Regions from separate parts of the Homo sapiens genome. Here region 1 is linked to region 2. A link is a contact called in ENCODE Hi-C data. All regions are on one chromosome and are shown on one strand. The core of a region is the stretch at or near the end of the contact, and the rest is flanking DNA. Distances in the headings are between cores, read along the strand shown.

Evidence for each region. A loop is a pair of places that touch in the nucleus more often than their neighbours do. Pooled maps may share reads with other maps.
Region 1: a loop to region 2 is called in a map of sigmoid colon, with 2.8 times the contacts of the local background. The contact joins the promoter of PDZRN3-AS1 here to the enhancer-like site in region 2. A Hi-C loop is called at or near these places in 4 of 168 maps with a recorded cell type or tissue (esophagus muscularis mucosa, prostate gland, sigmoid colon and 1 more) and 4 of 50 pooled maps.

Annotation. Positions count from the first base shown.
Region 1 is chr3:73,622,027-73,626,697 of GRCh38, forward strand. PDZRN3-AS1 (PDZRN3 antisense RNA 1) reads left to right here and starts at 1,542. Exons shown (of 2, transcript NR_046681.1): 1 at 1,542-1,939; 2 at 3,386-4,671. PDZRN3 (PDZ domain containing ring finger 3) reads right to left here and starts at 2,915. Exons shown (of 10, transcript NM_015009.3): 1 at 2,077-2,915. The coding sequence starts at 2,799. RefSeq lists an enhancer at 334-848.
Region 2 is chr3:73,418,866-73,423,469 of GRCh38, forward strand. The region is part of intron 3 of PDZRN3 (PDZ domain containing ring finger 3); the gene reads right to left. Among named protein-coding and RNA genes, the nearest start is that of PDZRN3-AS1, 200 kb to the right of the region's middle. Within about 2 kb of position 1,408, at least 4 of the 41 ENCODE cell types and tissues checked have a DNase peak (open chromatin) inside an H3K27ac peak, as active enhancers do; they include sigmoid colon, where a contact is called at or near this core.

The DNA of each region.
Region 1 (4,671 bases), core at 292-2,791, 200 kb after region 2:
ATAAGCGTCACTTAAAACGACGAAGGAAGTCCAGATGACAGCATAAACAGCAGAAACTCGGGAACTCCTTCACCCTAAATCTGGCGCCTGATTGAAGACCAAGCTTTGCCCTCTGTTTTGGTGATTCGAAGGCTCACACCAGTCTTTTGTGTGCCTGTGAGGTCCTGGGCAAGCTGTGGAGCTGTAAATATTTGCCCTTCGCCCAGAGCTGGCCAGCTGCTGAGACTGCAGCTGACAGACAGGCCAGGGGCCAGGAAGGGGGGCCAGGTCGGAAAACTTGCAGGCCTGGTGTGCACGTAAGGAAAGGGGGCTGGGAGAGGGCAGAGAGAGGCAAAGCAGACACAGGCCCTTGGGGGAGCCTCGGGCAAATATTTTCCCCTTTCTGCCACACCATCTGGAGCAGGCAACCAGAGCGGTGGCAGCAGGCCCAGGCCCCTCCCCAGGAAGGCAGAAGTACCCAGCTGTTGAAAATGTGGCTTCTGCAATCAGGGAAACCAGTGGTTCTCAACCTGGGCGACTTTGCCCCTCCAGAGGACACTTGACAATATTTGGATTGTCACGACTTGGGAGGGAGGCCAAGAATGCTGCTAAACATCCTACAATGCACAGCACAGTACCTCCCCTCCCAACTAAGAGTTATGGGGCCCAAAATGCCAATATGCCCCAAAACTGAGAACTCTGAGGTAGAATCTGAGTCCGGCTCTGCTCCCTGAGTCACTACTTAATTTTGGACAAGTTATATAACTTCTCTGAGTCTGTTCCCTCATCTCAAAGGACAACATAGGTAATGCATGTAAAGTACTTCCTATTGTTGGTGGCACTTAATAAACACTCAATAAATGGTCCTTGTGGTTGCACTGAGGAGCAACATGATAGTTTATAGAACGTGGGCTGGAAAGATGGGCACGCAAAGGTTCAACATGCAGCTTTGCACCCAAAAGCTGTGACCCAGGCATGAAACTGCCCCTTAATGAGCCTCAGTTTTTTCATCTACTAAGTGGGAAGGGTCACACCAACCTCACTTGATTAAAAAGGAAATGACTGGGAAGAATGCAGCACCCAGCCTGGAGCAAAGTAAACCCTCGCTCAAGGGGACCGCTCAGGTGGAGATGTTAAAAATAATTCTAGGTAACACTTGTTGAGCATTTATTTACTCTCTGCCAGGCACAGTACGAGGCCCTTCTACTAAACTCTCTCCCTGAAGCCTGACAAAAACCTTTCGCACTGAGGGAAACTGAGGGATCTGGGAATTAAGCCAGAAGCTCACCCAGCTGGTCAGCAAAAAGCCCAGATTTGAAAACAGTTTTAACTCCAGAGGACTCACACTTAATTATTACTTTATACTTGTTGGGGGCAGAGTGCTCCTTTAATTCTTTCTGAAATCCCTGGATGAATACCTCAGGGGTGCCTGGCTGTGTTTTTACTCTGTATACCACGTCTCTAGGGACCATAGTTTCCAACTTTAGAGAGGTTAAGCAGCTTGCTCAAGGTCAGCCAGCTAGTTGGCTGCAAAGCCCACGCTTGCATCCAGCTTTTACCCCAGAGGCCTCTCTTCTGATATCCTTCTTAACTTAATCTACACTGGCTGTGGGTTCCCTTTATTTTTTTTTCTGGAATCCTAGAGGATGCACGGATACAATTCACCCAATGTGTCCATCTCTCCTCTCCTAAGTGTCAGTCTATAGGTTTCTGACCTCTAGAGGGTAAGCAACTTGCCCGAGATCCCCTAGCTGGTCTGAGCAGCAAAGCCTTTGAACGCAGTTTTGACTCTGGAGCTGCATTCTTCATTCTTATCCTACACTTGCTTGTGAATTCTTTTTCGTCCTTCCAGAATCCCTGAAGCTGTACAGCTATACTTTACCGGTTACGTCTAGACTATAAAGGACCACAGTGTTCCACCTCAGGCAGGTTCAGCGACCTGCAAGTAGTGATACAGCTGGTAAGCAGTGGAAGAAGAGGGAGGAAGCAAGGATGTTCCCGGGAAGCTCGGGGCATCCCTGTACCCAAAGGGATGGGGCGGGGCCCTGGGTCCCCAGGGATCCTGGCTGGAGGTCGGGGCGGGCAGCAGGCGCCTACCTTGCCGCCGGGCGGCGCGGCCACGCAGCGGCTGAGCGAGTCGAGGCGCGCGCTGTATTCGGTGAATTTCTTCTGGTAGCGCAGCGCGGTCATCTGCAGCTCAAGCTGCGCCGCGGCCAGCTGGGCCACCAGCGACTTCTCGCGCTTCCCAGCGCGCAGCGCCTCCTTCTTGAGCGCCTTGTGCAGCGCGCCCAGGCGGGCCTGGAGCGCGCCGTTGTGCGCCCGCAGCGCTCGCGCGCAGCAGTGGCCGCCCGCGCGCTGCTCGCCGTGCGTCAAGGGTAGCCCGCAGCCCTCCTGGCAGCGGCCCACTGGCCGCGCGTCGCAGGCGTCGCGCATGTGCGCCTCCACGTCGCGCCGCAGCAGCACCTGGCCGCAACCCGCGTGGCGACAGCGCGCGGGCGCGAAGTCGCAGCGCTCGAGGTGCTCCGGCAGCTGCTGCAGCTTGACCACCCGGCCGCAGCCGCGCGTCGCGTACGCGCACTTGATGTCCAGCTTGAGGATAAGGCGCTTGAGCGGCAGGACGTGGTTGAGCTCTTTGGCCGACAGGCGACCGCGGCAGCGCGCCGGGCAGCTGCCCTCCTGCACCACCCAGGGCAGCACGCAGCCGGCGCAGAAGACGTGGCCGCACGGCGTGGTCAGCGGGTCCTCCAGGACCTTGTGGCACAGCGCGCACTTCAGGTCCGGGTCCACGTCGCCGTCGAAGCGGTCCAGCTCGAAGCCCATGGTGGCGGCCAGGCCCCGGGGTCGCCGCCGGGCGGCCGGGCGCCCCCTCCCTCCCCACGAGGCGGCCCAGACAGGCCGGCTACGCCGCCCGCGCGCTCGCTGGCTCTCCCCGGACTGAGCCTAATTGATCCAGACTTCCTCGGAAAATGCCCGAGGAACAGGACTCCTCCGGCCGTATTTGCGCGAGCGCGAGCGCACATACATCGTGCCTTGGATGCCTCCCGCCAGCCCCCCGAAAAAGGGAGGAGGCTGGAAGGCAGAAGCGCGTGGGAGGACACTGAGGCTCGCCAGAAGGGACGGGCCAGCCCAGGACGCCAGCCTGAATCTTCTCGGGAAACTCCTTTCTGTTCTCTTACAGTCTACGCTATAGGAGACAAAACGCCAGCCGAGAAAAGCTCGCTGAGTTTGGAGCTGAGGCTACTGCTTTCTCCCAAGGGTTCTCTTCGAGCCCCTTCCCGAACGGATCAAAACTTTTTTACTCCCTTCTCCCTCCCCCTTCCTCTAGTGGCTGATTGCAGAGGACTAAAAATATCTTGGGGCCCGCTATCTCAGCACTTACGGTCTTTATTTATTTATTTCATTCCAGGGAAAGTTACAGAGCCTGCGGGAAGCTCCGGCTGCAACTTCAGTTCTGACCAGAGGTTCTGTGAACCTTCAGGATTTAGCAGGTTTCCAGGACCGGTGGGTGAATCTACCCGGGGAAGTTTTGGTGGACAAGAGCTGCTCGCCAGCTGTCGGAGTGGGAGAGGCCAGCGTGCTGGCTCCATCCACTTCACCTAACACCTCTGAAGTGTCTGCCCTGCAGTGTGGCAAGCGTGGTGCTGAGCGCTTCTAAATCCGTCGCTTTAAAGATCATTAGTACAATGTTGTGAGAGGGTTAGCTCCATTTGAAAATTATTTTCCCGTGATTACAAAAGAAGCGATGCTGACTGCAGAAGTTAGAACTGGGAGAAGACTCATCACCCCCATGATCATGTCAACAACTGCCCTCCTTCAGTTTTGGTTTGTTTTGTGTGTACACTCTGTCATCTTTCCATTGAGGAAACTCAGGCTAGAAGAAGGATAAAAACAAAACAGAAAACAAAACAAAACAAAAGTGCCCTGTAGGGTCCTGTAGGTCAGTGTTTCTCACATTTTAATGTGGTTGCGGTTCTGATACAGTGGGTCTGGGGCGGGTTCTGAGAATCTCCATACTGAAAGCACTTCCAAGTGATGCCAATGCTGCTAGTCCATGCTGGTCCTTGGATTCCCACTTGATTGGAAAACCCTGGCGATCCATAGATCTGGACATTCATTCCCTGCAGTACAGCAAACCTGGCTGGGTAGGATTCAGCAACAGTCCTGAGCAATGGAGGAATATTTTTGGAATTCCAAACTGGGTGTAAAGTTCATAGCATCATCCATTGATTTTATTTTATTTTATTTTTACCTCCCAAGGCTATAGACATTCCTAAGAAACACGCAGTCAGCTTTTGGTGAGAGTGGAATCAAGCTATGGAATTCTCATTTGGAATCTGCTTCCAGTTTCTGAACAGTGAAGCGGGAGAGTTCTGAACAGTAAAGCAGGAGCTCTGTATTCAGCGAGACTCTGGGGCCTGGAAAGTGGGATTACAGCATCCATTTTGTCTAATTGCTTTCCTTCTTTCTTTTATGTGGCTGCTAAAGCCCCATGACCTTCACTATTTAACTGCTTCATCAGAGTGAAAGAATTGCCTTGATGTTCATAAGGATTACTTGTTTCACACTGACCTTTAAAAAGTTGTCACTCACTAGATTTTTCAGTGCATGGTTGAGGTCACTGGACAGTGTTCTTTAATCAGTTTTGGTGGCATTTGTTGCCTATTTGAGGTGGAGACTTTCTTTTAATTGCTT
Region 2 (4,604 bases), core at 158-2,657:
CCTGGGTATATTCCAGCTCAGCAAGCTTGAAATGACTCTGGGGACTTGGCCTGGCCAAAGCACAGTTCTGAAATCTTTTCTTTGTTGTCGAATTGTTAGAGTTTTAACAATGAAGCTAAAGGGGTTGCTTTTAGTGAGAGGTAGGAGAATAAAACTTCACAGGGGCACAGCAATTAGCGTGTGGACTAGATCCCTATGACGGAGAAAAACCTGCAGCATTTTGTAAGATGATTTATTAGACATGGGTAGAATTTGCTAGAAACCTACCAGGAGCAAATCATCTGGGAAGGAATTAATGATCCAAACAAAACACTTGATAATGCAATTAGAACTTGAGGAAACGTAGGGGTTTTTCAGAGAGAGAGAGGGGAGTTCATGTACATGACTTTGATTATGTCAAATGTAAGGCTGGAAAAAGGATGTTAACAAGTTTTTAAAGAGTAAAGTTATCAGAGGGTACAAGGAGATGACGGGGGTGACATTTATAGTTCTGATGCATCAGTGTAGTTATCAAGTGTGCCCAGCTGGGTGGAAATGCACTTGCAGCTTTGTCTCAGCAAAATGGTGTGTGGGTCTGAGAAACAGAAATGAGCATGCTGGAGGCAAAAATACGGATCCCCTGCACACGCAACGGCAGAGAACAGCCACCAGGAGAACGCGGTGTTTTTCTTTAGTTGCTTTAGGCAACACTAAGTTTCCCCCTGCTTTTGTTTGGGTCAGGGATTTTTTTTCCTTTAAATCTTTTCTCAGTTGAGTTTAAAACTGTGAGTATGAAGCTCTCTAAGCTTTTCTTTGACCTCGTTTCATCGTGCCTTACAGATGAGCTCATTGAAAAACGTGTTTTGCAGCGGTACCATCCGCTGAGTATGTCCAGAGGACATTTCTGGCCATATACGTGTCTTAATTGCTATCGCAGGCTTGGCATATCAACTATATCTGGGTCTAACATAGGCTATCTTTTGTTGATATAAACATATATGTTTTTAAATGTGTAATTTGAAAATATGTTCCCTTCATCAGCTTTTTAGTTTGGAGGGGGATGTGGTTAACATTTTTAATGACTTTCCAAAACATTTCTTCTTTAAAATATACATTGCAGAGTCATACACCACCATCCACACAGAGCTTTCATACTTTCCTAAGTGTTTTCACTTGCTTTAGCTCCAGGAATATGTGTCAAACTTGGGATAGCCCCTTAGAAACATGGCCCTCTCTGGATACGAGACAGTGTAGGACACAGATGCACATTAAAGTATTATCAGTGAAATGCTTTTCCTAGAAATCCATGACTCCTTCTGTCTTGGAGACTATGCCTGGCTGACACTGACTGCTCCATATTGAGATGACTCAGGAAGCCCAGCCTGGCCATCGTAACTGGGTCCCATCCTCTGTTTTGTTCCCCTTGCACTTGGCACTGGCCACCCCAAGTGCTGGCTGCGCTGGTGCATTTTCATCTGTGTGATAAAACTTGGTGGATGTTTTCCTCCATCTAAGACCAGGACCTTGTTAGTTGGACCACTGCAGTCCTGCCAGTGGATGCCCCTACTTGGCACACTGGAGGTGTCCAATAAATACCCTACTGAACAAATACTGAATCTGAGAATTTTCCCTAAAAGTACTGCATATTTCCACCACCATATATTGTTTTTAAGAAGCTTTGGCTTTACATACTTCTGTTGAAACCCTTATTCTCCACTGTTCCTTTCAAGAAAATGATGTAGCACCAATGATCTCTGAAGATGTCCACATAAGTTGACCTTTCTGGATCTATTCCCATCATTTTAACTGTCCCCCAAGAGACTTTCAACCCATAAAGATGACCCTCTTTGACCCAATTTTGGAAGCCTGGCTGCCCCCACCTTCTCTAGAAATGCTGGCTTTTTCCTTCAACCCCTAGATTGGCCTATTAGACAATAGAGTCATCTCCCCATATCCATGAGATATTGGCTCCAGTATCTTCCCAAATCCATGAATTCTCAAGTTCCTGATATAAAATGGCACACAGAGTATTTGCATCCTCCCATATAGTTTAAATCACATGGCCATATACTTGTCCTAATTGCTATTGTAGGCTTGGCATACCAACTACATCCTCCCATATACTTTACATCACCTCTAGATTATTTATAATACCTAATACAATGCCTACATCATGGGAATTCAACATAGTACTGGCATGTGGCAAATTCAAGTTTTGCTGTTTGGAACTTTGTGGAATTATTTTTTCCAAATATTTTTGATCATCAGTTGGTTGAATCCACAGATGAAGAACCCATAGATATGAAGTGCTGACTATATGCCCACATAAAGAGCCTACACTGTGCCATACGGGTTCCAGATACACTCACACACACATTAAAGCTCACCTGGACACTCCTAACACCCTAGGAGAAACAGCTCATATTCCTGAGCTTCAGAAGAAGAGTTTAAGGTTCAGAGAGGCCCAGAGACTCTTCCGGGGTCACTCAATGGCAGAGCCATAAAAAGAACCCAAGCCTTCCCCTTTTACAACTGAGGCTCTGAGGGAGAGGGAGGTCCTCTGAAGTAGGACATGAACACTGTGAGCAAGTGGCTATTTTAACCTGTCCCTCAGCACAGCATATGACCCGGAGAACATAGTAGGCACTCACTAAATGCTGCCTTTAAGACAATCAGGTGGTTCTAGACTGTGGTAACTTGCAAATGGAATCCTTCTCCTGCTTTAACAAAACAGGATGAACTTCCACTTGAGCAAGATATAAGATATCACCTTGATACCTCAATTTAACTGCTAAAGCTACAAAACTACTTCAATTTTTTTTGAGACAGAGTCTTGCTCTGTTGCCAGGCTGGAGTGCAGTGGCATGATCTCGGCTCACTGCAACCTCCGCCTCCCAGGTTCAAGCGATTCTCCTGCCTCAGCCTCCCAAGTAGCTGGGACTACAGGTGTGTGCCACCACGACCAGCTCTTTTTTTGTATTTTTAATAGAAACGGGGTTTCACCATGTTGGCCAGGATGGTCTCGATCCCCTGACCTCGTGATCTCCCCGCCTCAGCCTCCCAAAGTGCTGGGATTACAGGCGTGAGCCACCGTGCCTGGTCAAGTACTTCCATTTTACAGAGGAGAAAACTGGGCGGAGTTTCTTGTTTGGGTCTTTATATGATGTTTCTGCAGTAGAACCACATTCCTTTAGAGCCTTTACCCCACATTGTAATTATATTCTCAGCAGTGTAGTATTTAACTTCTGACCCCATCTCTCTCTAGAATGTAAGCCCCTTGAGGGCAGGGACTTTTCTTTCCATTGTACTACACTGGAACATTCCTCCAGAACACTAGAGGGAGATGCCCACTAATGTCTTTTAATGGAATGAGTGACAGGATGAGTGAGGGAGCCTGCCCAAAGTCACTGGAGTCAGACAGTCCTGTGTTATGATCTTGTCTCTGCAACTTACCAGCTGTGTGACTCCAGGCTGCTTTGTCAACTACTTTAACCCTCAGCTGTCTCATCTGTGAAATGGAAATAATAACTGTATCTATACTTTTAAGGGGCTGTGTGAGAAATACATGAGCTTTTGGATATAACTCATGCATTTAAAGCCTGTGCAGGATAAGTAACACTCAAAAGCTATTTATCTTTGTTCTTATGAGGACAGGAAAAAAAATCACTGAAATATTAATTTGGGTTGGCACTTGTTAATTCAAGGATAAAAAATACAACACTGGAACTGTGTCCTCCCTCCCCTGGCTTTCTTAACCATGGTTGGATATGGAGTAGAGTTGGTTCTGAGACTTCATGGACAACTTTGAGAAAAAGGATGCATGGACCCTTTTGGTCAATTTCTCAGTGGTGGTTGACTCCCTCCCTTTCCTCTTTGGGGAACAGCCACTACTTCCTGTTCCAATCCATGGCGCAACTTGGAACAAAAAGTTCAAGTTAATTTAACTGGGGAGGGAGAGATTAGACAGACATGCTAAACAACTCAAACTTTAAATACTGGGAAGTTTCCAGGTACTCAGTCCAATGCTATAAATCTTGGATTTAGAAAGTCGCCAGAGAGAGAAATAAAAAGGAGAAAATACCAAGCAAAGGAAACAGAGGTATCTCTTATTAAGGAATTAGTCCAGATAGGAACTTATCAATGGAGGCAGTTAGCTGCAACATATAGTAACTAGTATATAAAATGTACAGTATGTGCATTACAAGTTATTCCTGCCAGTCATCCCCTAACTAGATAAAAGGAACTTAATTTTGAATATAAAATACCATTGTGATTCTGAGGGGAAATAGCTGCTGCTTTTCATCTCCCGCTGCTAACTGAAATATTGTTATGAAGGATAGTAATTTCTCTGTTTTGAGACTCCCAAAATAGAAAACAGCTGCTTGATAAAGGAAAATTGGTTCATATTCTTTAGAGTTTTACTTTATTAAAGTGCATGTCACTTCTAATGTTATGTGCCACAACCACTGACACTTTTGGGCAAGGGAGGGGAATAATTGTCATGTGAGGCAAAACAGGAATGTGTCTGTGTTATGGTAAACTGCTTAACGCACTGGGAGAAAACTGTTATTCTCCCAGATGTCTAACAAATTACCTCTGTTTTCACTGGTTTAGTGCTGTGAATA